Linked DNA regions of Homo sapiens: all the other regions are linked to region 1. A link is a loop called in an ENCODE intact Hi-C map of the cell type or tissue named here. Cell type or tissue: heart left ventricle. All regions are shown on one strand. Links, peaks and the distances in the headings refer to the core of each region. The heading gives the core; the rest is flanking DNA. Region 1 holds the start of LOC124901144 (a long non-coding RNA gene). Region 2 overlaps UNC5A (unc-5 netrin receptor A). Region 3 overlaps UIMC1 (ubiquitin interaction motif containing 1). Region 4 has its middle 20 kb from the start of NSD1. Region 5 overlaps UNC5A (unc-5 netrin receptor A). Region 6 overlaps UNC5A (unc-5 netrin receptor A).

Region 1 (4,000 bases), core at 1-4,000:
GGGTAGCTGGGACTACAGGCACCCGCCACCACACCTGGCTAATTTTTTCGTATTTTTAGTAGAGATGGGGTTTCACCATGTTAGCCAGGATGGTCTCGATCTCCTGACCTCGTGATCCACCCGCCTCAGCCTCCCAAAGTGCTCGGATTACAGGTGTGAGCCACCGCACCCAGCAAATCAATCACTTTTAAAGCCTGGTGATGTACCTATCTGTGTCTCCCCCGGACGGTGAGGCCCTGGGGCGCAGGGACTGTGTTGGAGTCACTAATGAATTCCAGGTGCCCAGCACTACCCGGCGCACAATGTTACTTGGTGAACACTGGCTGATGGCAAGCTGGCTGGATTCCACATGGTCCTGCTGGAGGGGACTGCACCCACCCTAAGCATGATTCCAGGGAGGTTCCCACAGATTGAGAGTGGGACAGACTGGAGCAGCCTGGGAAGGGGCTGGTGGAGGAAAGCAGCTCTCTGGCGGGAAGGCAGACCTAGAGAGCTAATTCCCAGACAGGATGATCCCAGGAAGCAGGACCCAGGTGTGCAGGTGCAGCCAGGCCTCCGGCACCCAAGGCAGCCTCTGGTCAAAGGCTGGATGCTTGGGCCAGAGCAGAGGCCCCTCTCTTTGCAGGGTACTGACGTCCCTATCTCTCCACATAGCTGCCAAGGGGGCCAGGGAGGCATTACTGTGGCAACAGCCTTGGCAGGGCTGGGGGTTCCTTTGTGACTTTCCCACCTCTGATGGGCTGACGCCCAGACCCGCCAGACCTGTGGTAATGCTGCCCATCAAGCCAACGCCTGGGCTGAGGAGCAGAAATCAGGCCCCTAGGCCTGAGCAGGGACCTGCCGGGGCTACCTCCATCATCAGCCCTGATTTGGGGCTACCCTCCCATGGCCCTCGTCCTCCTGCCCAGTGAAGCAGGAGGTCCTGGCCATGCCTTGTACCAATTATGCCTTAGCGTGGGAAGGGCCCCAAAGTGGGCACAGCCTGACAGTCCTCATGCATCGGGTAGAAAGGAAAAGCATGGCTTGCCCCTGCTGGGAGGTACCCCTGCAGTCATGACACGAACCGGCTGAATGCACAGGCTTTTTTTTTTTTTTTTTTTTTTTGAGATGGAGTCTTGCTCTGTCGCCCAGGCTGGAGTGCCATGGTGTGATCTTGGCTCACTGCAACCTTCACCTCCCAGGCTCAAGCGATTCTCCTGCCTCAGCCTCCAGAATAGCTGCGGTTACAGCCGCCCATCACCACGCCTGGCTAATTTTTTTTTTTTTTGTATTTTTAGTAGAGATAGGGTTTCACCATATCTCTACGGTGAGACCATGGTCTCGAACTCCTGACCTCAGGTGATCCACCTGCCTCAGCCTCCCAAAGTGTGGGATTACAGGCATGAGCCACTGTGCCCAGCCAATTTTCTAAGTAGAATGGGTTCCTATTTTACTTGTGCTGTCAAAAATGTGTTACCGTTAAAATGAAAGGTCTTTGCTCCATCTGGCATTCACAGCAAGGCCCGCTCCGACTGCCCCATTTAGTGCCAGGCCTGCCCCCTGCCTCACCCCTGCTTGGTCCGCTGTGTCCCCACTGGCAGCAGGGCAGGCTCACGCGATGATGTTCACTGTGTACCGTCTCCTTCCTTCCTTCCTGGACCCAGGTCTGCAAACTCCAGCCGCGGGGTGGATCCCACCCGCTAGTTGTGTTTATAGAGCTCAAGAGCCAAAAATGGTTTTCTGTTGTTTAATAGCTGAAAATCAAAAGGAGGATGATATTCACGACCCATGAAAATCACACGAGGTTCGCCGTCAGCGTCCACAAGTACGATGTGATGGGGACACCCCGCACGAGACTGCTTAGCCCCACCCGGAGCTGCTTTCCACCATGAAGGCAGAGTCAAGGGGAGCACGGCCCAACAGCCTAGCGGATTTAAGTAGGTTGGTGCAAAAGTAGTTGCGGTTTTTGCCATTATATTTGACCTTTGGCAGACAAAGCCGACTGCTTCCTGGCCTGGGCTGTGAGTTCCACGAGGTGGGGCCTTTGTTTTGTCCCTCACGTAAGTGCCCGCGGCAGTGCCTGGCAGCGACGGGGTGCTCCGCTGCCCTGGCTGAATGAGTGAATGGAGGTGTAGGTTGTGGAGCACATTGCGTCATCCTCCTAGAGAGAGTGACGCTCACCCCTTTCTCCAGCTCTATCGGGCGGACACCACCACCCACCCAGCCCAGCAAGTGGGCTCGGGCCCTGTAAGCACTGAGAGAGGCACCCGTGGGCAGGCAGCATCATTTGCTCCACTCCCCAGAGAAGACAGGGCAGAGGGTGGTAAGGCCTGGATTTGGCACCAGCGGGGTGGGCCCAGGGTCTCTGGAACGATGGCATGGGCTTGCTTGGCCCTAGGGGTCGCCCCAATGACTCTACACAGAGCTCCTTCCGCGAGCTGAGCCGGCTGAGCTGCGTGGGCGGCACTTTGGCGCCCTCTGGTGGTAACTGGGAGTGGCTACCACCAAGGCATCTGTGGCCTTAGCCTCCCCAGAAGGAGCTCCTGCCCGTCCTCTCCAGCCCATATGACCACCTCACCCAGAGATAAAGGAGCTCGCCAGCCTGGGTGTTCTCTGTCCCTCCAGCTCTCTCTGTAGGGTATCTTGGTGTCACAGGATGTCCTCCCACCAAGCTGATCAGGGAGCTGCTGGCAGCCTCTCCTGTGGTTAGACAGGGGACTCCCAGGCTGCCAGACAGTGTGCACCTGTCTCTACCAGTATGCACCTGTCCCTACCTAACAGATGAGTGTGCATCTCATCCTAACAGACGGTGGGAGGTGACCTTGGTCCCAAGGCCCAGGGACCCTCCTAGAGGGATGGACAGTCTTACAAGCTCCCTTGTGTTTTTGCATATCTGAAGAAGCTGCATCATCTGTGGGTAAGAGCCCCTTGGTGCAAAGAACTGCTCTAAGTTCTACTGGGGGACAGGAAATTTGTCTGTAGCCAGCCCAAGACCCCACTTAGCAGTGATCATCACGTCCTTGTCACCACGTATACATTGCACATTAGCAACTCTTCCTTGTCTGCCTCCAACAAGATACTGGGCTCTGGGAAGGCAGGGGCAGGTCTGAGCTGCCTCAGTAACCCCAGCCTCTAGCTAGGGCCTACCTAAGTGAATGGCAGTGGATAGCTGAGTGAGTCGATGGAGGATGAAGATGGATGGATGGATGGAGGGATGGGTGGGTGGATGAGTGAATGGATGGAGGAAGGGTGGATGGGTGAATGGATGGAGGAAGGGTGGATGGGTGAATGGATGGAGGAAGGGTGGATGGGTGAATGGATGGAGGAAGGGTGGGTGGGTGACTGGATGAATGGATGGGTGGGTGGGTGGATGAATGGATGGATGAAGAGTGGGTGGATGGATAGATAAGTGAATGTGTGGATGCATGGGTAGGTGGGAGGGTGGGTGAGTGGATGGATGAGTGAATAGATGGATAGATGAGTGAACATGTGAATGAATGGGCGAGTAGGTGGATAAGTGGATGGATGGATGGATGGATGGATGGACATGTAAATGAATGGGCAGGTGGGTGGTGGGTGGTGGGTGGGTGAGTGGATGATTGATGGATGGATGAGTGAACGTGTGGATGGATGGGTGTGTGGGTGAGCGGATGGACGGGTAGATGGTGAATGTGGGTGGATGGATGGAAGAATGGATATCCAGTAGCAGAACTGAGCTTTGGAGAACTCCGTGTTCCCAGCCAGGGCCTCAACCACTCCTACTCATCACTCCCATCCCATCTCTTCAATCTTGTTTCCAAACATATCTTGGTTACACCACTTCCTTGTGCTTATGCCGTTTGCCCCTCCCCACTCCCACCTCTCCAGCCACCCCAGGCTCCCTCACATGGAGCCCACGCTGGCTTCCAGGCCTCTACAGAAGCTGGTACCAAAACCTAGAACATCGTTCCCCCAGAGCAGCCCAGAGATGGTGCCCCTCCGCTCGCCTTCTCCCAGGCCTCCCTGCAGTCACTCCTGCTTT
Region 2 (4,739 bases), core at 1-4,000, 160 kb before region 1:
GGAAGACTGGGTTGTTGAGAGAAGGAACAGAAGCTTAAAGAGCAGGCTCTGCAGCTGGAAAAGAACCAGGTCAAGAGAAATACTTACCTAGCTCACCTGGGCCCTGCTGCTGGGATGAAGGGCCCCCCAAAATACCCCACTAAGACTGGGATGAAAGCTGGACCAGATACAAAACCTAACAAACATCCACTGGAGGTGCCACAGCCCAATGAGCCTTATGCAAACTCCAGGCACGGTTCTAGAAGAGCTTCTCAATCAGCTGCAGATGACCAAAGGAAGGAGGGACCGTGAGAGGCCTGCTGGGATCCCCATGGACCAGTCACGCCAGACCAGCTTCCCTTATTATGGGGTTACTGTCCCACGGTAGATTAAGGATGGACTAGAAACATGGCGTGTCTGGATTCCAGCCAGGCACCGGATAACATATCTTAGATGGCCAAATGCAGATATATGAGCAGATGACAGCACAATGAAGGGCAGGCAAAACCTGCTGAATGGCCAGCCTTGTTTTCTATTTTTTTCTTTCTTTCTTTTCTTTTTTTTTTGAGACGGAGTCTCACTCTCTCACCCAGGCTGGAGTACAGTGGTGCAATCTTGGCTCACTGCAAGCTCCACCTCCCAGGTTCATGCCATTCTCCTGCCTCAGCCTCCCAAGTAGCTGGGACTACAGGTGCCCGCCACCACGCCTGGCTAATTTTTTGTATTTTTAGTAGAGACGTGGTTTCACCATGTTAGCCAGGATGGTCTCGATTTCCTGACCTCGTGATCCACCCGCCTCGGCCTCCCAAAATGCTGGGATTACAGGCATGAGCCACCGTGCCCGGCCCAACATTTTGTATTTTTAGTAGAGACGAGGTTTCACCGTGTTAGCCAGGATGGTCTCGATCTCCTGACCTCGTGATCCGCCCGCCTCGGCCTCCCAAAGTGCTGGGATTATAGGCGTGAGCCACCGCGCCCGGCCTGGCCAGCTGTGTTTTCTAATGCTGCCAATAAAATAGTGTTGATCCAGATCCCGCTTTACTTCTGAGCCACAGGCTGTGCCTGGTGCTATTCAGCATGCTTATTTAATACCTGGCAAAATGTGCTGATGACATCTGAGGATGATTGTGCCCACCCTTCTTGGTGGACAAGAAGCTGAGAGGAGTAGCAAATAGCCTGGGTAACAACAGGACAATGGCCTTGGTGGCTCCGGCCCAACCTAATCTGCATAATCCTACCCTTGTCTATGGTGATTGGCTCACACAACTGGGCAGGGCACTGGAGGTGGACCAATGATGGAAGACTTGGACATTTGTTGGGTGGTGGAGGGCAGAGATGTGCTCTTCTCCCCTATCCCGTGCGGAGCCTGGGCCTGGACCTGTAAGGATGTAGTCCCGGAAGCTCCTGGCAGCCACCTTGGGATAGAGGGAAGAGGCTGTTGGAGAGTGGTGCCGAATCCCCAAGAGCAGAGATGAGGGAAGGATCTTGGCCATACTGTTCTCCCTGGATACAACCATGCCTGAAGCCACAGCCACCCCTGAGTTCAGTTCCATGTGCCATTATGGTCTCCTTCTTCTTCGTTTTCCTTTTTTTTCCTTAAGCCAGTGTGAGTTGGGTTCTAATATTTGCAACAGATACACTTAGTGTCCCATGTCACTTCAAGCTGGGGCATTGTGGCACAGTGTGGTGAGCTCCCAGGGCTGAGGAGGCTGTGACAATTGGGCCACCACCCACAGACAGGTAACAAAGATGTGGGGGGTTGGGATTCAGGCTTGGGGCAATGCTCATGAGGAGCAGCTGAGAGGGCTGGGGAGGGCTGGCCAGGAAAGGGGCAGGTGTGGCCAGGTGGGAGCCCTGTCTTAACCAACTGAAAGGGGCTCCCCCAACCTGTGCGGCCCCAGAAGGAAGGGCCCAGAACCATTTGGGGAGCTTACTGGGAAAGAGTCCCCTTCATTATAAGAAAGTGGTTTTGAACAGTCCCAGTCGCCTGAAGAAGTGTGGCCCGGGCAAGTCCCTTTGGCTTAAAGCTCAGGGCTACGGGTGAGGAAAGCCAACACCACAAGAGGAAGTTAATAATCAACGTCTGGTGGCCTGGACAGCCATTCTCAGGCTGGAAGCACACTAGGTGGGGTCAGGAGGCAGCATGGGGATGGGGAATGGGCTTCAGGCTGTGAGGGAGTTCACTTGAGGCCACACAGAGAATCAGGGTCTCTGGACATTCTCCCATCAAGTCCATAGGATACCAGAGAGGCCCTGGCAGTAAATAGCCACATAGGAGAGCCCACAAGGTGGGTGTGGTGTGTGGTGGGGGAGATCGGGCAGAGTAGTAGCTGCCCAATAAGGTCCCAGCTCTGCCACTTCCTGCGGTGTGACCTCCCCTGATATGTGTCCTCATCTGACGCATGGGGCTAACCTCACCCACCTGTAGGTTGTCCTGAGGTTTTGATCAGATGATGTAGGCGGAGCCCAGATTACTACCATCACCAAGTTAATAAAGAATAAAAAACGTAACAGTCTATAGCCCCCAGGGGCTCCTCCTCTTCCCGCCACACGGTCTCTCCTCTTAGCAGAAGGAGAATGAATTTGGGTGTCAGGGGCTGGAGTGGAGCCCCAGCCTGCAGAGGACAGCCGGGACCTGGGGCAAGTCGGTGCTCGGCCTCATCTGTAAAACGGGAATGGCGACACGGGTGCATCGGAAGCCCCGGCCTGCAGGAGGTGCTCGGGTTATGGGGACGTTCCCCTCCCTTTCGCAGCGAGATCAGCCCGGGGTCTTCGGAAGCCCCAGGCACAAGATCGCCTGAGAAGCCCTGCGCCCACCCACTTCTCAGGGGGCCCGGGAAGGGCGGGCAGGGGCAGGGGCTGCAGCTGGGCTACAGCACGGAGGCGGGGCGGAGGCGGCCGCGCGGCGGTGCCCGGAGGCTGGACGCCCGCTCCCGGGGCGGCAGCCGAGCGCTCAGCCAGGAACTTGTTAACAGGCCCCGAACAAAGAGCCGCTAATCCGGCGGGCGGCCGCGGGCGGGCTGGCGGGCGGAGGCATCCCGCCCCTTCCCGGCTTGGCCGCCGGAGTTTGCAGCGCGTTAATTACCCCGCGCCCGGCTGCCCCGCGGCACCCACCCCCGGCCTGGACGTCCCCGGGCGCGAGCCTCCCGCAGCCCCGCCCGACGGGCGCCGCGGCGAATGGCGAAGCCCCTCTGCCCCGGCTGCCGTGGGCTCGGGCACCCGCGCTCCACGGCAGCTCACGTGCCCCGCAGATCCGCCGGCCTAAGGGCCCTCGCGTACCAAGCTACCTAGACAGCGGGGCGGGGACTGGCGAAGCCAGAGACACGCGCTGAGGAGGGGCTGCTACCCGCCAGTGACGGGCACATTTGTTTGGGCGGGGGTGGGGAGGGGCGGGGTGGGGGGCGGTGCTGGAAAGATGCAGAGCTGGGAAAAACCACTGGCCCCTCGGCTCCACTGGGTCCCTGCCCCGATTAGGAGGGGTAGAGTCTAATTCAGGGAGTACTCCCGTAGACCCCCACAGCCTCTCCAGTGGACCTGCTGGCCTGGGGCGCGGGAGTTCCACCTGCCGCCCTGGCTGGGGACACCTAGGGCCGAGGTGGGATGCAGGGTCCGGACCTCCCTCCCCAAGGCGCTTCAGGTGCTGTCAATCTAGACAGATTCCCCCGGCCTTCCCCCCACCCCCTCCCCATCTCAGCTACATATTTGCCTGGAGCTCAAGGTGACCCTGAGCCTTCCAGACGGACACAGCTCTGATATCCCAGTGTGGGAGAGGCCCGGCTCTGGGGGCCCCACCAGTCAGGGTGACGGCTGGCCCTTGGCGCTCCCACCACAGCACAGAAGCAGGGGCCTCATGGCCCCTCCCCCATCAAAATGCTACCTAAAACTTCCCCTTCCCCAGTTACTCTGGGGCTGAGCAGCTGCCACTCAGACTTCCCAGAGCTCTGTGTGGCTCCCCCTCTCCCACTTCAAACAGGGCTGGGAGGGCCAGTCAAGGACCACCTGCCCTTGCATGACAAGAAACAGAAAGGAAGCCAGGCCTGTCCCCAGCCCAGAATGGGAAGCTCACCTCAGGCCTTTTCCCTCCCTCCTGGCTCCCCAGTCGCTCCGTCTTCCACAAAGACAGCCAAGGACTCCCCCACTTCCCGAAGGAGAGGACTGAACAGTGCCCTCTGCCATGGCATCATCATTGCTAACGTGTATTGAGTGCCCACTATGTGCCAGCACTGACACACTTCAGCCCGTCTAATCTGCACAAAATCCTAGGAGGTGGGTTCTTTTTGAGTCAGTTGTACAGACAAGGAAACTGAAGCCATGCAGGGAGGAGCTGGATGCAGGGCCAGGAGGCGTGCACTCTTGGGGGCTGGCCCTACCTTTGTGCCTAGGCACCTGCCTGGCCTCACCCTAGTACTGGTCCAAACCCAGCCACAGAGCTTGCCAACTCACCCATTTCACTACCTCCTCCATGTGCCTGGGGTTCTGGGCCCCTGGGGTCTGAAGCTGCCTGTCGCACCTGACATCAGTGCCCAGGAAGGGGGTGGGCCTTGGGCACTGGGACCCTGACCTTCTGGACGCCCTGAGAAGGCCTGTTTCTGACATAGGAGTTATTTGCCAGCAGAAGTGGGCCCTCAATTCCTGGCCTAGGGGTTGGGACTCAGTCCCCAGTTCTGCCTCCCAACCACTTTTGGCTCTGCCCCAGCAGCCACCTGGCTCTCCAGCGATGCAGGCAGCCCCTGCCAGGGCAGCTGATGTCTGTGGCAGGT
Region 3 (4,000 bases), core at 1-4,000, 300 kb before region 1:
CCAAAACCAGTCAGGCGTGGCGGCGCGTGCCTGCAATCGCAGGCACTCGGCAGGCTGAGGCAGGAGAATCAGGCAGGGAGGTTGCAGTGAGCCGAGATGGCAGCAGTACAGTCCAGCTTCGGCTCCGCATGAGAGGGAGACCGTGGGGAGACGGAGACGGAGACGGAGACGGAGACGGAGACGGAGGGGGAGGGGGAGGGGGAGAGGGAGAGAGGGCTGAATTTTTTTTTTTTTTTAAGATTCAATGCAAACCATCCCTTCCTTATTAACATATTATTTCTCCAGGAAGAAGATGTCTTGATTAGGCCATAGCTTCCTTAAATTTTTATTTCTGCCATGCTTTCATGTTCACCTTGATTACATTTGGGTAGTCTAAATTTTATTTGCTTATTTTGCTATCCTGTGTTCATATTCTGGAAGAACCTCACTTTATGTTCAGATTACTGCCATTGAGGTATAAATTTCTAAATTAAAATAATGTATTGAAATGAAGACGTTCTTGGGATTCTACATTGAAATGATTAGGAAGAGGATCATCTGAGTAAGCAATATAATAGTTTTTAGCGTGTGGATTTTAGAGTCAGGCAAGTCTCAGCGCTACGATTTTGACCAACTATATGATTTAGGGCAAATTATTTAACCTCTCGAAGTTTCACTTATTTTTAAAATAATTTAATGGTTTTTGCTTCTTAAGTTGCTTGTGAGAATTAAAGGAGATAAGGAATGTAAAGTGATTAGCACAGGCCTGGCACTGAATAGAAGCACAATAATTTTGTTTGTTTGAGACAGAGTTTTCACTCTTGTCATCCAGGCTGGAGTGCAATAGCACGATCTTGGCTCACTGCAACCTCTACCTTTTGGGTTCAAGCGATTCTCCTGTCTCAGCCTCCCGAGTAGCTGGCATTAGAGGCGTGAGCCACCATGCCCGGCTAATTTTGTATTTTTAGTAGAGACGGGATTTCTCCATGTTGGTCAGGCTGGTCTTGAACTCCCGACCTCAGGTGATCCGCCCACCTTGGCCTCCCAAAGTGCTGGGATTACAGGCGTGAGCCACCGCGCCTGGCCAAAGCACAATAATTTTTTTTTTTTTTTTTTTTTTGAGACGGAGTCTCGCTCTGTCGCCCAGGCTGGAGTGCAGTGGCGGGATCTCGGCTCACTGCAAGCTCCGCCTCCCGGGTTCACGCCATTCTCCTGCCTCAGCCTCCCAAGTAGCTGGGACTACAGGCGCCTGCCACTACGCCCGGCTAATTTTTTGTATTTTTAGTAGAGACGGGGTTTCACCGTTTTAGCTGGGATGGTCTCGATCTCCTGACCTCGTGATCTGCCTGCCTCGGCCTCCCAAAGTGCTGGGATTACAGGCGTGAGCCACCGCGCCCGGCCAATAATTTTTTTAAACAATTACACTGAGAAGGTTTGAGATATGCTTTAGCCTAAGGCAGAGATGGAGGTGCCTTATAACTAACTTACTAGTGCTTTGATTGCATCTAAAGACCAAGGCTAGTCATTATAAAATTCTGTTAAATGGACACTAGGTGTCAGCATTCTCTTTCTCTTTCTTTCTCTTTCTGAGAGTTCAATAAAAACCTTGTCACCCCTGAGTTCAAAGGAAGAGACAGGTTAAGTATTTATTGCTGTTGTATTTTAGTCCTTTGGTAGTTTGGTTAAGTCTTGTTTTTCATAATGACTATATTCCCTATTATTGTACAACTTTCCTTTTGACTGAAAACTCAACTATTCCTGATTTTTAAATGTATTTCATCATTTACCTGAATGGTAGCGAGATTCATAAAGAGATGCCTAACTTGTTTAGGTTATTCATATCTTATTAGGAAACCTTGAAAACTTCAGCTGGTAGCTTTATGTCTAGTGGAAGAAGCCTCACAGCCCAGGCACTTCCTCAGAAGTCTGCCTAAGGCAGCAGTAGCTGCTTTTTCTGTGATCTTCTGTGCATGTATGTTTAATGAGTTGGTATTTGCGTCAACTCTACCATTAATCAATGAAAATAATTTTTGAATCAATGAAAATAATCTTTCCTTATGTAGTCCCTATTCATTACATTTCTGAAAAGATAATCCTGTAGCCAGATATAAAAACCATAGTGGCAGATTTGTAGCAAAAAGAATCTTTGTAACCTTCCCTTTAGATGTCCTGTGTTATGGCTTGGTTTTTCTCAAAGATCATAGATTGCAGTGTTTATCTCAACTCAGTATTTCCTTTGAAAATTGAACTTTTCTCTATATTTTCCTTTCCCCCATGCAAACTTTTTGATTGTTTTTCTGAAATCATAATTCATTTGACTTACCAGTTAATATTGATACAGGTCTTGCATGTTATGAAGTGCATTGTGTACATTATCTTGTTTAATTTTCACAACACTCTGTGAGGCAATTGTTAATACCCATTTTAAGATGAGGAAAGAGATTCAGATGTCATTTACCCAATCACAAATTTAGTAAGTGATTTAGTTCTGATTTAAATACCAGTCTTCTGACTTTACAGGATGTGCTTGTTTTATTGACACTTACTGGCTTATGGAAAATATTTTCTTCTTATTGTTAATTGTTGAGGGAGAACATTGAACAATTAAATTTTTTTAAAAAAGGAAGAGAAGCCAGTTCACCTGTGCCTGTATATTTAAGATACTACGTATTTCTTTGCAGTCTTCCCAAGGGATTGTTGAAGAAACTTCTGAAGAGGGAAACTCTGTACCTGCTTCACAAAGGTGAGAGATTATATGTTGCTATGCATTCTCCTCTGATGGTTGCCAGCATAAGGGAGATGAACCACATGAGTGAGACTGTACGTGGACAGCTTGCCAGAGAACTTTTAGCTCTTTTATAAGTGAAGACTAGGAGAAATTTTATTAGTATCTCTAAGTTCTCAGATGTGCATCTCATAGAAGCCCAGAATATTAAGAGCTGGAAGAGATCCTAGAGGTCATCTTGTCCAGGCCAGCTATCTTGGCATAAATCTCATTTACATTATTTCTGAAAAGCGGTCACATCCTGCAATTCTCTTAACTAATTACACTAGTTTTCTATGCCAATTTGAAGGCTCTAGACTGATTTCTTTATAGTCCTTCTATTCTTAGCCCCTTTCTCTCTTTTCCCCAACTCTGCTTATGCTTATTTTATCTGTATATCTAAACCTTATACATCTTTTAAATTTACTCTTGAGACTTAACATCCTCTTCAAAGTCTTCATATTATTCAGGCCACACAGGACCTGTGTCACTCTCACTGTCTGTCCTGTGCCACTTTTAATCCGTTTGTGCCTCCTATCTCCTGTAAAGGATGGTATTTGCATTACCTCCTCCATTGTTCTTGCTGATTGATTGATGGGCTTACCTTCTAAGTCTTCTTACTTTAATAATAGATAGCAGTTGATTAATTATAAACTGCACTATTAACTGGATCATGCTTCCAGTTACTTTCCACTTGCCCTTTTTATCTAGTAGTTGAGTTTTGAGACTTTCTCAAGAGCTTAGTTTTGAACTGCATGACTGTTCTCCCATATGAGAGTTGAAGCCCACTTGCCATTTGCTGTAGTCAAGGTGGTGGTCTTTCTTAGGCTTCTGGTTGATAGTACTTGGTATTCCTTCCTGGGCTAAAGAATATGGCTTTGGTTTGATTTTCCTGCTGTTAAGACAGTTTTGGAAGTGGTTTTAACAGAGTATGCCTTTACTCCCTATAGGCCTCTCTGCTTTATTGTGGTGAGCCTTGTGCAGAGCAGATGTAGGTTTTAATAAATGATTATACACTTTGTCACCAGGAGAGAGTTGGAATCGCAGGCAATGTGGTTTGACTTCAAATTGATTAGCCCATTTTATAAATGTCAGAAAATTGTTTTGTGATGGACCCTTTGAATAGAGCACTAATGTTACATGCAGAGTAAACTGTCTGGCTGGGGTTTATAACAAATGCTATGAGATGTTTTATTTAGAGATAAATCACTTGTGGTTTTCTATCAGGATTTAGTTATTTATCATGAGTTCAGTTGT
Region 4 (5,098 bases), core at 511-4,510, 450 kb before region 1:
AGGCCATCCCACTCCTACCTGATCCCTCCTAATTCTCACAAACCCTTCTCTATGCCTCCATGTCATGGGCATGTCTCCCCTTTTCCCTGCCTGACAAACAAAGGTGTCGCAGTGCCCCATCCCAGGCCCATTTGCTTATTATTCACCCAGTTTCCACGAGGGATCGTCATCCACTCAGCACGTGCATTCCCTAGATGCCAGCAATGCTGGGGCCTCAATCTAGCCTAGATTTGTCCCACAGCCCCAAATTCACTACCTGGGAATCTCACAGACAACTCAGGCTCAACATAAGCCATTCATTCAATAAATATGTATTAAGCTGTGTGCTTATTTATAGTAAATATCTATATCTTTATATACAGACATATTTTTTTCAGTTGAAGTCTCGCTCTGTCGCTCAGGCTGGAGTGCAGTGGCGCGAAATCGGCTCACTGCAACCTGCGCCTCCCGGTTTCAAGCGATTCTCCTGCCTCAGCATCCCGAGTAGCTGGGATTACAGGCGCACGCCACCATGCCCGGCTAATTTTTGTATTTTTTAAGTAGAGACGGGGGTTTCACCATGTTGGCCAGGCTGGTCTCGGACTCCTGACCTTGTGATCCGCCTACCTCGGCCTCCCAAAGTGTTGGGATTACAGGCGTGAGCCACCGTGCCTGGCCTTTTTTTTTTTTTTTTTTTTAAGACAAATTCTCGATCTATCGCCCAGGCTGGAGGGCAGTGACCTGATCTCGGCTCACTGCAACCTCCACCTCCCGGGTTCAAGCAATTCTCCTGCCTCAGCGCCCCTAGTAGCTGGAATTACAGATGTGCGCCACCACACCCCACTAATTTTTGTATTTTTAGTAGAGATGGGGTTTCACCATGTTGGCCAGGCTGGTCTCGAACTCTTGACCTCAAGTGATCCGCCCGCTTTGGCCTCCCAAAGTGTTGGGGTTACAGGTATGAGCCACCACGTCCGGCCAACATTAGGTGTTTTTTGTTTTGTTTTGCTTTTTTAAGAAAGTCACTCCATCGCCCAGGCTGGAGTGCAGTGGCGCCATCTTGGCTCACTGCAACCTCCGCCTCCCAGGTTCAAGCGATTCTCCTGTCTCAGCCTCCCTAGTAGCTAGCTGGGATTACAGGTGTGTGCCACCATGCCTGGATAATCTTTTTGTATTTTTAGTAGAGATGGGGTTTCGCCATGTTTGCCAGTCTGGTCTCAAACTCCAGATTTCATGTGATCCGCCCGCCTCAGCCTCTCAAAGTGCTGGGATTGCAGGTGTGAGCCACCTCGCCCAGCACACAAGTTACCATTAATAAATATTTCTTTATTGCTGCATGCAAGAGCTTGTAGTGCTGTCTATTGTGACAAGCACACAGTGTGTACTTCATTACTCTGTACTGAATGCATGCAGAAAGGATGTCCGGCATAGTACACGGCACAGAGGAAGTCCTCCATCAAAGTTAGCTCTCTTCCTCTTTAGAAGCTAGGAGGGCCGGGGAATTCAGTCTTGGGAGCCTTGGCTGGGATGGGGGAGGGAAACTGTGGGAACACCGAGGCGTCGTCCCTCAGACAAGCTCTTCCCCAGCGATAGGAACTATCCCAGCGCCTCACCCACAGTGCAAAAGCTACATAAGTGACCTAAACTTCAGAAGTAGAAAGCAAAAGTGAAAGTCTTTGCCCTTGTCCACTCCCAGGGCAGACCTCTGATCTGTCAGCTCAGCAAAGGCAGCACTGCCCAGTGATGGGGGCGGGAGGCTGAACCAGGACTGATGGCCTAGGACAGGCAGCTGCTGCAGCTGTCCTGGGAGACGCACAGACCAGGGTTCAAAACTTGGTTGGAGGCCGCACGTGGTGGCTCACACCTGTAATCCCAGCACTTTGGGAGGCCGAGGCCAGCGGATCTTTTGAGGCCAGGAGTTCAAGACCAGCCTGGCCAAGATGGCAAAACCCCGTCTCTACTAAAAATACAAAAGTTAGCTGGGCATGGTGGTGCGTGCCTGTAATCTCAGCTACTACTCACTAAGCTGAGGCAGGAGAATTGCATGAACCCCAGAGGCAGAGGTTGCAGTGATCTGAGATTGCACCACTGTGCTCCAGCCTGGGTGACAGAGCAAGACTCTTATCTCACACACAAAAACAAAAACAAAATAACAAAACCTGGTTGGGTGATCTTCGGGGTATGAATTGACTTCTGTGAGTCATCATTTTCACCTATAGGCAGGGGATATGAATGGACTAAAGGAGACTCCTTAGATCTCTCCCTAAATCTCCCTCCATCTCTTAGAGGCATCTAGAAAACATTGGTGTTTGGCTTTTGCTTTGGCTGAAAGGGAGGGAGAAGCAGAGGGCTCATGGTGCACTGTCGCCACCGTGTGACTAGCTGGGGAATTGCATGGGGAAGGTTCTCAGGCCCAGGAAAACGTTATCTGGACTGTGGAGTTTGTTGTTGTTGTTTTTTGAGACAAGGTCTATCTCTGTTGCACAGGCTGGAGTGCAGTGGCGCGATCTCGGCTCCACTGCAACCTCCGCCTCCCGGGTTCAAGCGATTCTCGTGCCTCAGCCTCCCGAGTAGCTGGGACCACAGGCGCCTGGCTATGGAGTGCAATGAAGACTGAGATGGGCCCCTGCTGCCAGCATCCTCTTCCACTGCCTACAGTGCTGTCATCTCTGGGGGAGTGAGCAGCCTACCCCTGGGCTTAGGGTACTGGTGGTGCCTTCTCTGGCTCTAGAACTTTTGTTGACTTCTCAGTGTGGCATTCAAGGCTCCTCACAGCTGGCGCCCTGAACACCTGCTCTGTACTTGGAACTCAGAGTGACTTAGCCCAGACCTTCCCCAAGCCATTCTCCCTACTTTATCCTCCCTTCTTGGTCCTCCTGGAGCTCCTTTTGTTTTCTCCCTGACTGAAATGAAGCGCATTTCCCCGGTGAGCATGTTCAGTTCCCGAGATAGTATTCATGGAAAAAGCAACCATTGATGAGTGCCTGCTGTGTGCCCGGTGCTGTGCTGGAGCCTTGTGGGGATTCATTCTACCTACTCTTCACAAACCTCACTGGGCCAATTACTACGATTGTCCCCGTTTTGCAGAAGAGTACAATGAGGCAGGGAAAGGTAAAGCTGTCCACCCAAAGTCATGTAGTCACTGGATGTGACAGAGTCCTGCCTGTAACTGTTAGGCTGCCTAGTATGGTGGGGAGGGCAGACAGACCCAGGTTCAAATCCCCTCCCTACTGCTCTCAGCTTATTTCCCAGCTGTGAGGCTAAGCTTCCTCCTCTGTAGAATGGGAGGGCAGCTCCCACAGGCCATAGGGGCTGGCTCAGAGAGGCAGGCAGCATGTGGGTGCCTAACACGAGGGTATAAGAGGTATGCATGTGGGGTGGGGCTATCAGAGGAGGCAGCCAGGGCCGGTGTGGAGCACACCAGGGTACGCTAGAGTCCCCTCAGGGAGGTCAGGCAGAGGAATTAGGCTGGCACCTTGCAGGGCTGCCCCTGTCTAGCCCAGAAAGACTGGAGACAGGACTGGGAGCCCCAGCTCAGGACCCAGCCAGCAGGAAGTGGGGGGCTCAAGGATCCAAGCCCCCACCATCTCTCTCCTATGCAGCCCCCACCTGTTGCCCCCAAACCCACTTTTGCCTTGTCAGTGCCTTTTGCACTTGGCAACCTTACGTGGGCCCTTCCAAACACATATCTGACCATGTCTGCTGCTACTGAAAACCTTGACCTTCCACTGTTCACCAGGGACTCAACCCATCACCCAGGACCATGGTACCTGTTGCCACAGCCCTGCCAACCCCGTCACCCTCTCAGGCCTTTGGCCCTCTTCCAACCCCTTGAAGCATCTTGGGCCTTCGCGCATGCTGTTCCCATGGCTTGAGATGCTCATCCTCCCTGCTTAATGTGGAGGTGCTAGAAGCTCTCTTCCAGGGAGGTGGGGAATTGGAACCCCGAAAGAGGAGGAGGAGTTTGGAAAACCAGAAGCGGGGAGACTGTTCTAGGAAGAGAGGGCAGGTGCAAAGGTCCTGTGCACTGGGGAAGGCACTGAAACTAATGAGAACAAGATGCTGTGCCTGAGGCCAAGGCCAGATCATGAAGGTCTCCTATTAAGCGTATTATGGAGCTTGGACCAACGCCTGAGGATGGGGAAGGGTTTGAGCAGGGGCAATTATGGTTTTGTCCATCAGCGATTCCCTTGAGTAAGGTGGAGAGTGGCTTATCAGCATCGTTCTGAAAAACACAGTGCCTAGAGCCAGGGTCTAGGAATCACCCGATCACCACCAGCCAGGGTCCTTCAGGAATCACCCGATCACCACCAGCAGGGGAAGACTCGGGGTCCCCAGCTCAGGCTTGCACCATGCACCAGGCTGGAGTATGCACTTCCTGTGGCTGCCAGCAGGTGGCAACAACGCCCCACCATGTCCCCTCCAACTCTTCCTTCTACCTGGAGACCCCTCACAGGGCAGACAGACCAGAGAGAAAAAAAGAGATGGAGGAGGAAAGGAGAGGACGAGGCCAAGGGATGGACGTGGAAGGGGCTGGGAAGAGTTGGGGTGAAAGGCACAAGGATAGTGAAATTGGGATGCTGCTGGCTTCCTGTTGTTTGTTTCACGGTCAGGCACAGTGTGTTGGTCTGGCGACATTTTCATCATCATCTGCCCTGTCCACCCCCTTGTGGTCCCTCCTCAGGCCCCTGAAACACACTGATGCCACCTGTTCACTCAACTTTCTGTCCTTTCCCATCTCCAGGTTCTCCATCACCTCCTTCACCCTCCCACCCCCCATCAGCCAGTCCCCTTTTATTATTATTTATTTATTTATTTTCTGGGTTTTTTTTGAGACAGAGTCTCGCTCTGTCACCCAGGCTGGAGTGCAGTGGTGCGATCTTGGCTCACTGCAACCTCCGCCTCCCAGGTTCAAGCAATTCTCTGCCTCAGTCTCCCAAGTAGCTGGGACTACAGGCGCCCGCCACCACGCCCAGCTAATTTTTTGTATTTTTAGTAGAGACGGGGTTTCACCATCTTGGCCAGGCTGGTCTTGAGCTCCTGACCTTGTGATCCCCCGCCTCAGTCTCCCAAAGTGCTGGGATTACAGGTGTGAGCCACTGCGCCCAGCCCCCTTTTA
Region 5 (5,098 bases), core at 1,099-5,098, 180 kb before region 1:
TCTGATCTGGAAGCTGGGAGCTGAGTCTGAGTCCCCGCTTCACCTCTGGCTGGCTCACTCTGGCACAGCTCTGTCTGCAAACGGCACCCACAATCACCTGTGTCACTGAGCAGCTCTGTGGCTCAAAGGAAATAAATTAGAACAGACATCTGGTGCCCCCTGCAACTTTAGCTCGTGATCATTACCATGTGGTCCTGACCCCCTGACCTTACAAGTTTAGCTGAAGAGATGAGAACAGTTTCTGACACTCCCGTTGCCTGCCACAGCTTTCAATGCATGACCAAGTCACGCTGCCTCCATTCAGCGCGGAGTGGTTCATCCCCCTTCTCCGGTGAAGGAGGTGGATGGTTTTCCAGTGGGGAAACCTTTGCCCAGACACCCAGAGTTTGGGGATCAAATGGAAGCTCCATCCAGGCCACCCCACTGCCAGCAGCTCTCTGTGCTGCTCAAGCGTTGTGGGGGGACCCATAACAAAGGCGGGGCAGGGTGGCACAGAAGCCCTTTCCAGGGCTGTCAGCGTGGGCTCATGGGGGCAGGTCTCCCTGTCGTCTGGTCCCGTTTGTCCCACTGCAGAATGAGATTTCTCTGAAGCTGGCCTGGACTTTGTAAGTCCTCTTGGTTGTGGAGTTAGAAGATGGGCACCAGGGACGCCTGGGCCAGGGGGGGAGAGGCCCCCTTTTGTCCTGCCCACTTGCTCCCTCTGGGAAGTGCATCTGCAGAGGGAGGGTCCCCGGCCCTCACATGAGCCCTCTGCCACTCTGAGCTCTGCTCCGGACCAATGGATCCTAGACAGGGTGAGGGTTCTCTCAAAGGCAGAAAGAGATGAAGAGATAGAGATGTGGTCACCCCCTTGCAGAGCCCAACGTGTTATTAAAACAGGAGCACAAAAGAGAAAAGTGCTGATGTGAGTGTTATCTCATTTAGGAAGCTGCGGGCTGGTGGGAATGAATAATGGCTCTGCCGCCCAGCCCCTCCCCCGACTCACAGCCCAGCCTGTCCCTGCACCCTCACAGCGGGCCCCCATGCCTCGGAGTTCCTTCCCTCCTCTCTCTGACACTCTGCTCCAGTCTCCTCTCCCTCAGGCCCAGCGGGTTCCTTACAAGCCCCTGCTCTCCCCAACCACGTCCTAGTCCCCACAACCTGGGCCAACGCCAGCAAGGCGTGAAGAAGGTTCACACTTTAATGAAGAGGCCAGGCGCGGTGGCTCACGCCTGTAATCCCAGCACTTTGGGAGGCCGAGGTGCGCTGACTGCTTGAGGTCAGGAGTTCAAGACTAGCCTGGCCAACATGGTGAAATTCCATCTCTACTAAAAATACAAAAATTAGCAGGGCGTGGTGGCGTGCGCACCTGTAGTCCCAGCTACTCAGGAGGCTGAGGCAGTAGACCACAAGCCTGGACCACAAGCAAGGCTGAGGCAGCAGAATTGCCTGAACCCAGGAGGTGGAGGCTGCAGTGAGCTGAGATCTTACCACTGCATTCCAGCCTGGGCGACAGAGTGAGACTCTGTCAAGAAAAAAAAAAAAAAAAAAAAAAAAAAGGAAGTGGCCGTGAAGCCACAGTGGGAAAGGAGTCCAGGTGCTGCTTGCTTCTGTCTTCGCTTGCGGTATCTGCTGTCCCAGGACCCCCAGGCCCTCCCCAGAGCGCCTCCACTCAGGCCAGATCACCCACTCCCTGCACATCCTCAGCCTTCCTGCCACGGGCCCTGCCAGGGCAGTTTCAGGGGCAAGGATCTTACCCACAAACCAGGGAAGTCCAACCCTTTACTAGGAGTGAGGGCAGGAGACAGCCTAGGCCATGTGACCTGGGCACCAGGGACAGCCTGAGACTGTCCAGACAGCGGCCCTCCTGGCCTGCCTGGGCTCAACGATGCTGATATCCCACCCCACGAAGCCAACGTGACAGCAGCCATCCATCACCAGGCTCCTGCACATGGGCCCTGGGAGGCATGTCCACTCTCCTCACTGCCTGCGGATCAGGGACCTTGCTGCCACAGAGCTCTAGGTTTCCTGGCTTTCAGTTCATCTTCTTCCGATGTGCTCATGGCTGAGTGGCCTTGGCCCCCCTACCTGCTCCCAGCTAATCCACTTATCCCCTTCAGTATCCCCTCAGGACAAAGAGCATGTGCTAGGTGCTGTGAGGGGTCAGAGAAGGTGGACATGATGGAAGTGACAGGAGTGGGGTAAGGGAGGCAGTCGCCTTTGAGAGGGGCCTGGAAGGTGGCACAGGGCATCAGTAGCTGGGATGATAGGAGAGGGCAGGTCAGGCAGAGACCTGCAGGTGCAAACGCACAGAGGCAGGAGAACACACTCCATGACTGGACACCTGCTGACTGCTTTCCCAGCTCCAGCTCCTCTTTTCCCAAAATAACAGCCCCATTTTCTTTGGAGATCCACTCTTGTTCCATAGTAAGCTATGTGGTTTGAGTGGAAATGACCCCTACCAGCTTCAGGGATGGACCCTGATTGGCTTAAACCAATGCTATCTCCTGCCCTGGCTCTGGTGATTGGTTTGAGATGGGCATGTGGGCCAGCCACTGAGGTCCCAGGAGACATTCCCCAGGGCTTTTCAAGAGAGGAGGCATCTTTCCCCTGGAAGGTGTGGGGTGAGGATGTGAGGGCTGTGCTGCTGCAGTCATCCCAGTACCAAGACAGGGAGAGTGTAGAGATGTTAGGGGATGCCCTGGGGAAGCCGAGGATATGGCCAACACCAGGGAAGACAGAGCAGAACAGCGAGCAGGGTAGCTCCAGAGTGCTGTTGTCTGAGCCAGCGCATCAGGCTTTGCCTGAAGTCAGCTGTACCTTTGGGATTTTCAGTTGCAAGTCAATAACATCCACTTAGTAAATGTGTTTAAGTCTGTGTGAGTCGAGTTTTCTTTCATACTGCAACCAAAAGATTGTTAACTGAGAATCCAGTTTGGCTGGAGTGAAGGAAACATGAGGAGAGGTAAGAAGACAAGACTGGGAAGACAGATCAGGAACATTTTACCATGGGACTTGAATGACAGGTTGGGGAACTACTATTTATTTCTATAGGCATTGGGGAACCATCACAGGCTTTTTAGCAGGGGAGTGGCTTCCTAAAATCCTAAAATACCATCTGAATTAGGCCTCACCAATCCCTACTTCCCACCTCTCCAGCTCCTTCCCCCCAGAGTTAAGCAGTAGAATCAGGTTTGCAAGAAATAATAAATTGTTCACACTTCATGACCTGCAGGGCCACTTTGCCTGGAACGAGTTCCGGGAATTTCAACGGAAGCCTATGGGGTGGGAGTCCCCACCACAAAGAATGGAGGCTCCAAAGGGCAAGTTTTTGACTATTCCGTTCAGTAGTGTACTCTTGCACAACAGTGACTGGATGTATATGTGCTCAATTAATTTCTGCGGATGGATAAATGAATTCTCTAGAGGTCTCTAGAGGTGGTGGTGGGGTTAGGAAGCAGAGTCCGGAGGTTAGGAAGCCGAGTCCGCAGAGGGACAGCCTCTGTGGAGCGCCTGGGGCTGTCCACGGTGCTGAAAGCGTGCCACGTCCAGGACCGCTATCTGTGGAGCGCCTGGGGCTGTCCACGGTGCTGAAAGTGTGCCATGTCCAGGACCGCTATCTGTGGTGCTAAAACAGAGTTCCCAGCTAGCTACACAGCCCATCCATGGCAGCTTGGAAAGGGCCCAAGGCATCTTAGGAACAGCGGCGGGAAAGCATACTCCATAACCTTGCCTCCCTTGCTAATCCCATTCCCTGAAGACCTTCTGCACGCATCAGATAACCTGGCACACACCCAAGCGTGCCTATTTCCTGATGGTGACCCTGTCCCTGGTGTGGATATCCATCTGGCCTCGGGTACCCAAGTTCTCCAGGGTGTGGGTCCCTGAAGGGCTCATACGTCAGCTCCTATTCAGCCGGCCTCTGCTAGGGACCCTGGGAGAAGCAGCCAGGCAGAGTAGGGCTCTGGGAAGTCAGCCGGAGAGAGAGGCTGCAAGCCAACAGCATTCACTGGAGGGCCTGGCAAGAGGCTCCTGTCCTCACCGGCTCATGGGCACTGCCAGGCAAGGTGCCTGTGCTAGAAGACAGTACACAGAGGGAGGGGTGGCTGCTCTGTGATGGCAGATGAGATGGCAGGGGCAAGCTGGAGACAGAAGTTGGCACTGTGAGAGTGAGGTATGGGAGTGGGGCTGGGGAACTCCACAGCATGGAGTTTAAAGGGGCTATGGGAGCAGCAATGGGGGTGAGGGACTGGGGAGGGAGGAAAGGCAATTTCACGGCACAGTGAGTCTGGTGAGAGGGAAGGCACCCTCGTCAGACAGGGACAAGTTGTTCCTAAATGCAGACTCACACATACACAGAGACGGGGTATCAGGTTGTTCCGTCTGGCCTGTGCGCTGGCTCTGGCAGGGACTTCCTCTGACATCAGAGAGGAAGATGCCTCCTAACGTTCTAATTTTGCCCAAGAACTAGTTTGGCTCTGCCATCCATGAACTTATCTAAACCTTTCTGGAAGCAATTTATATTTCCAGCCTGTATCACCTCTAGGGGAAATGATTTTCAAAGTTTATTCCCTGCTGAGTGCAGCAGGATTTCCTGTGATTGGTTTTAAACATACCTCTCCTGAGCTTTGCTGGGGGCTGGGGGAGCGGTTCGCTCTGTCAGGCTGGGGCATAGTGAAGGAGCCCAAGCTCCCTTCTCCGAGCCCTTTCTGATTTCCTAGATCTCTGCCACACTCCCTCTTGGCCTCTCTCTGATTGAGGCTGTCCCAGGTGGGCCAGTCTGATTTTCTATGGCAGCTCCCTTCTCATCGCAACTCTTTCCATAACCACTCACGGTGGCACTGAACTTTACAGGTGCCTACACACTGTCGTCTCTGTGAGATCTCAGCTGCTGTCGCTCCCCTGTGGAGCAGGCCCCCAGGGATCGCTACTTCCATTTCACAGATGTGCAAATTGAGGGAAATGAATTATGCAGATCATATAAGTCTGTAATACAATCCAGTTCTGCCCCATCTCGGGCTGGGCTCCCCTGAGGAGGCGTGACCACAAGCATGCTGGATGGTTGGGTACTGGCATCCCTCACTCACCTGTTGGGAGAAGAACATCTATGGCTTGCTGC
Region 6 (4,738 bases), core at 739-4,738, 150 kb before region 1:
GCATTTTTCTCCTGTGTCTGGGCTCGGGCCCTGATGCGGCTTAAGTCCCCACCTCTGTCCTAACTCATGCCATCCCCCCACAAATGCGAAGGAACACAGAGGAAGGAGACAGACAAGCTATGGCACCTACTAGGTGTCGGGGTTCACCCTGAGTGCCCTCTCCACATTGCCCATCAATCTGTTACTATAACCCCAGAAAGCAAGCATGACCCATTCTATCAATGTGGAAACAGGCTGGGGACTGCAAGTTGCTTGTCCAAGGACACGAGGCTTGGGTTGGAAGTTGACCCTGACTGCCTCCAAAGCTTAGCCTGTCCTTTCTGCTTCACCTGGCAAGAATACGGGGTGAGACTCCCCAGAAGGCAGGAGGACCCTTCAATGCCACTCCCACAGGAGCAGACAAGGAACGAAGGGGTGGGCTGGTGGAACTGATTGCAGGAAGCTGAGCTCCTGTCTGAGCGTGGTTGGGCCCTGGGGCTCAGCCTCAGGAACCAGGAGTCCCACCCCACGTAGGAGCTGTGCAGAGCAGCCCACGTCTTGACGTGACTCTGTGAATGACACCATTTGCTCAAGAAAACATTCACTCTGGGAAAATCCATGCCAGGGTGGGGATGGGGGTTCCTACTCAACAGACATGGGCATACAACTTGCGTGAGTGGCCCACAAGCATGCACCAATGTGAGCTGGTTTGCTGTCCATACACGTGGCTGGGGCACAGCATCCTCCACCCCAGGATGGGGCCTAGTTTTCCTGGTCCCCACCCTGGACAGGAGGCCGTTTCCAGCTTCCCTGGAGCATGGCAGTCCGTGTTCAGGGACAGGGATGGGATGGTTGCTGAGAGGGGCAGAGCAAACATCTCTCCCTGTCCCCAGCAATAGCAGCCCTCCCTGCCTGCAAAGAGAGCCCAAACTCAAAATGGAGAAATGAAGAAAAACAGCACCTGGCTGGCAGTGACTCAGAGCAAGTTGGGCCAGAGAACAGGGTCACCGCGCCATAAACAATGGCAATACCTGAGGGAGGCACTGGAGGAGAAGGAGGAGGCTCAGGTCAGAGGCTTCTGGCAGCCCCAGGGCTGAGGACTCAATACCTCAGTCTTTCTTTAGCCCACCCAAAGCACATCAGTATGCCAGGACCCCTTTGCAGGGGAGGAGGTGGGAGGCCTTTGGGAGGGGCTGGACTGAAGCTGCGGGTTTCACAGTGCAGGGATTGGCAGCAGCAAAGGGGTGTGTCCCAGGTCTGGACAGAGCCAACGTTGGGGTGTTGGGTGGGGAGCATGCTGGCGGGGTCAGTGGCACCACGCTTTGCAAGGCAAAGGAGCTACAGTCTGGAAGCCGGAGCTTGCCTGGGGGTGCCCACCCCACCAGCAGTCAGAGCCAGGGAGGGCACCCGACCTCCAGATAGACCAGCCCAGAGCTGATGTGGGGCGATGACGAGGGAGGAAGGTATTTTCCTAAGGGCCCAAGGGGGCTCAAGGTTTGGGTTGACCTGCAGGCACTGGGAGTCACCGAAAGCTTTCTAGCAGATTTCCAGCCTGGATGCCAGGGGATGCCTTAGTCTGAGTGGAGGAGGCCCGAGGGGGATGGGTGGTGGTGGCTGCTGCAGGTGAGGGAGAAAGGAGTGGAGGAAGACAAAGAAGTCGAGAGACATGAGCAATGCCACAAGTAGGCCCGAGCTGGAGGACTTGGTGACATATTAGATGTGAAGCGTGAGAGAGAAGGGAGAAGCAAGGGAGACGCTAAGGCTTCCAGCCCCAGGCTGGGAGAATAGGAGGAGGGGACGGCAGGGCCCTTGGGAGGAGGGGGCATTGGGAGAGGGGTGGCCTAGAACAGGAGGCCCCGCATGCATATGCGTGGACACACAGATTCCCAAGTGGCAGCTAGGCCCAGCACTAGAGCAGGGGAGCCCCACCCCAAGCTCAGGGCAGGCTCCTGCCTTGTGAAGCCTCGGAGCTCCAGCCTGCGGGTCTGGGCCCAGAGCAGCACTAGGCAGGAAGAAGGGTCGTGAGGACAGGGGCTCTCTGGCCCTTGGCTGAGGCCAAAGTTGGCTGCTCCTGGGAACGAGGGCCGTGACTTCTGGTGTGGGCTTGGTACCTGGATCAATGCCTATCCCTGGTTCCTGAGAGAAGCCCCCCCTCCCAACACAGGCAAGTGGGGAGCAGGCAGGCAGCAAGAGGACCAGCTCTCCCCTGGGAGGACCTAGGGGCCCCAAAGCCCAGGCCACCCCACCTGCAAGGCAGGGCGAGCAGGAACAGGGTATCTCCTAGCCCTGGAGGATTAAGACCCCCTCAGCCAGCTGCATTCTCCCAAGTGTCGGGGTGGACAGACGAGTCCTAGGTTAGCCCTAAGTATGGGGATGGGGTCTGAGAAGGAGGAGCCAGGCTAGATGGTTGGGGTCAGGTTGGGCAATGCAGCAATGCCAGAGCATGGCACCCCTCAGCCCCATCTTCAAGGGAGCCAGCTCCCAAGTCCCTCCTGCTCAAGACTGCAGAGGTCTGGGTGACAGGGAGACCACAGGGGCAGGGTGGGGGTTTGCATGCCAGCTGCGTGACGGGGTTTGAGAGGGAAAATCCTGTGAGACAGATGGGTGCTTGCGTGCGCGGGCACAGAGAGGGCCTGCAGGTGCGAGCATGCTGAAGGGACAGGCTTTTGTGTGATGTCCAGCAACAGAGGGTGGGCGCGTGGCCTGGGGAGCAAGCGGCTGCAGTCAGTCGCGCTGGCCCCCGGCGCCCCCTGCTGCCCGCTGGCCATCCCTCCCTCAGCGGCTCACAGACACATTTTTCACCGGAGGCTGTTGCAACGGAGGCAAAAGGCAGCGCGGGAGGAGCCCGGGTCACGGCAGGGCCAGCCTGCCTGGGCGTCCACATGTGCCCAGTGCCTGTGGGGCACAGGGGGAAGGGAGTCCCAAAGAAGTAGGGCCAGCCCCTCCCCACCCCATGGCCTTCAGCAGCTCCTCCCGCAGGCCCAGGGGCAGAGTTGATGCCTTGGGGCAGGCTCTGCGTCAGCCCCTGCAGCACCTGTGCCCACCTGCCGACTCCCTGGGCAACCTTGGGCCAGGCCTCAACAGATGCCCTGCCAACCAGGGATGCAGTTTCCCCACCCCCACAGCCTCCTGAGGAGTCCCTGTGGCAACCCCCCGCTCCAGGCCGCAGCACCCTGCTTCACCGGTACCTGTGCCCCCTTATCTGTACACGCTCACCTGTGCAACTGCACACAGCCGTCACACACGTGCGGCATGCTGGTCATCACACACGTTCATCAGGGCACACACATGCCAATGCTGCACACACCATGCCAACCCCCCTGGTTACCCGGGCACACATGTCAACCCACAGCCTTCACACGTGCTCACGTGGGCGACATGCAGCTATGACCACACAGCCCTCAAAAGCATCAACTCAGAAAACATTTCCAGGGTACCTACTGGGTGTCAGGCAACACCCCACCTGTGTGTGGGGCACTAATATCCCCACCTCATCATGGACAACAGTGCAACCTGCACCCGGGTGCTCATCTGCGGAGCTGCACACACGCCCCTAACACACACATGTGGCGGACACGGACACACACCCAACAGCAGTTCAGCCTCTCAGCTTGGTCAGGATTAGAAGGAGAGGCCCTGGGGAAGAAGAGGGGTGCTGATGGAGAAGGGAGATAGAAGGGGTGGGATGGAGTAGAGAGGGGTACTGAGGAGGCAGGATGGGGCGGGCGGTCAGGCAGTGGTGGGTGCAGGATGCGCTGCGCAGAGACACCCTTTAAGGAAACAGCCATCGGCCTCAATCATCAGGCTGGCTCCTGAGCTCCCACTCATTGATCTCTGATCAATCTGGTTTGGCAGCTCAGAAACCCCAGTGCTCCCTTCCAACACCCCTGTTATAAGCAGCGGCCTGGCCAGGCTGGGGAGTAACCGCCCAGGTTCTAGGGGCAGCAAGAATCGAGAATTGCCAGGGTAAGCCTCAAGCCCCCTTGACCACACAAATGGCACCCACCCCCCACCACCACAGACACATACGCTCAACTCAGCTAAGTGCATGGGGGGCAGAGATCAGGAGGCCCCCACAGCTCAGCCTAGGTGAAGGCTCAGGGACAGCAGACAAAGGATGCAGGGGAACTTCCTCCCCCCAAGCCCCTCCCAAGGGAATGAGGTGGGCTGAGGGCTGAGTTAGCAGTGGGTTAGGGTGACCAATGGGGCATGCAGGGGCCAAGAAAGGCTATGGAGTTTAAGGAAGAAGGGGAAACTGGCGGACCAACCACACACAACTCTGGCCCCCCGCACCAGGGAGGCCAGGAGCCACAGCCCCGGCCACCGGGACCGCGGCGCTTTGACTGTGCTGGCTGCAAGGACTGGGGGCTGGTGTATGCGCCTCCACGCCTGAGTGTGTGCGTGTGAGAGCGTGTGTGGCGGGGACAGAGGAGGACACTGTGTTCTGGACGTGGGCAGAGGCCAGGTGCCAAGCTGGGAGATTGTGAGTGGCTGTTTAGGGCAGATGCTACCGGGAAGAGGTATCTTAAACGTTCCCCGCACCCCCCATTTCCTGGGCACTGGGATAGGCTCAAAACCCTCTAATCTTCGAATCCTCAAAGTCAGGCTCCCTGGGGTTGATCCAAACCCCCAGCCCTGCTCCGGGCCCAGGCAACCAGCAAACTTCCCCCACCCGGAGGCGTGGGGTGTCTACACTCGCCAGCCCCGCGGGCTGACAGCTGCTCCTGGACTTGGCAGAACCCAGGCTTCCGGGAGAGCG

Evidence for each region. Peaks named below come from ENCODE experiments on the same cell type or tissue, not always from the same donor. Only the 100,000 strongest peaks of a DNase experiment are listed, where the experiment ranks them.
Region 2: a loop joins it to region 1, with 7 times the contacts of the local background. A loop is called at or near these places in 33 of 110 quality-filtered maps.
Region 3: it touches region 1 in a loop (8-fold over the local background); 80 of 110 quality-filtered maps call a loop at or near these places.
Region 4: it touches region 1 in a loop (9-fold over the local background); 62 of 110 quality-filtered maps call a loop at or near these places.
Region 5: it touches region 1 in a loop (2.1-fold over the local background); 5 of 110 quality-filtered maps call a loop at or near these places.
Region 6: a loop joins it to region 1, with 2.8 times the contacts of the local background. A loop is called at or near these places in 35 of 110 quality-filtered maps.

Annotation. Positions count from the first base shown.
Region 1 is chr5:176,659,437-176,663,436 of GRCh38, reverse strand. LOC124901144 (a long non-coding RNA gene) reads right to left here and starts at 3,214. Exons shown (of 2, transcript XR_007059072.1): 1 at 1,457-3,214. RefSeq lists enhancers at 1,958-2,681, 2,491-2,750. In heart left ventricle, for the core only: a CTCF peak has its summit at 2,460 (motif pointing left); DNase peaks (open chromatin) are centred at 666, 1,846 and 2,426; H3K27me3 peaks cover 1,227 bases.
Region 2 is chr5:176,816,203-176,820,941 of GRCh38, reverse strand. All of the region lies in intron 1 of UNC5A (unc-5 netrin receptor A), which reads right to left. Among named protein-coding and RNA genes, the nearest start is that of UNC5A, 8.0 kb to the right of the region's middle. RefSeq lists an enhancer at 2,025-2,194 and a silencer at 2,695-2,754. In heart left ventricle, for the core only: no CTCF peak of the experiment used is centred there; no DNase peak of the experiment used is centred there; H3K4me3 peaks cover 846 bases; H3K27me3 peaks cover 2,966 bases.
Region 3 is chr5:176,956,815-176,960,814 of GRCh38, reverse strand. UIMC1 (ubiquitin interaction motif containing 1) reads left to right here. Exons shown (of 15, transcript NM_001199298.2): 7 at 2,661-2,722. Among named protein-coding and RNA genes, the nearest start is that of UIMC1, 48 kb to the left of the region's middle. In heart left ventricle, for the core only: a CTCF peak has its summit at 1,541 (motif pointing right); no DNase peak of the experiment used is centred there.
Region 4 is chr5:177,111,314-177,116,411 of GRCh38, reverse strand. No RefSeq gene overlaps it. Among named protein-coding and RNA genes, the nearest start is that of NSD1, 20 kb to the left of the region's middle. In heart left ventricle, for the core only: CTCF peaks have their summits at 2,358, 4,164 and 4,364 (motif pointing right); DNase peaks (open chromatin) are centred at 2,351, 2,594 and 4,351; H3K4me3 peaks cover 719 bases; H3K27ac peaks cover 612 bases.
Region 5 is chr5:176,836,248-176,841,345 of GRCh38, reverse strand. The region is part of intron 1 of UNC5A (unc-5 netrin receptor A); the gene reads right to left. Among named protein-coding and RNA genes, the nearest start is that of UNC5A, 28 kb to the right of the region's middle. In heart left ventricle, for the core only: no CTCF peak of the experiment used is centred there; a DNase peak (open chromatin) is centred at 3,525.
Region 6 is chr5:176,810,995-176,815,732 of GRCh38, reverse strand. All of the region lies in intron 1 of UNC5A (unc-5 netrin receptor A), which reads right to left. Among named protein-coding and RNA genes, the nearest start is that of UNC5A, 2.8 kb to the right of the region's middle. In heart left ventricle, for the core only: a CTCF peak has its summit at 2,743 (motif pointing left); a DNase peak (open chromatin) is centred at 2,707; H3K4me3 peaks cover 155 bases; H3K27me3 peaks cover 3,655 bases.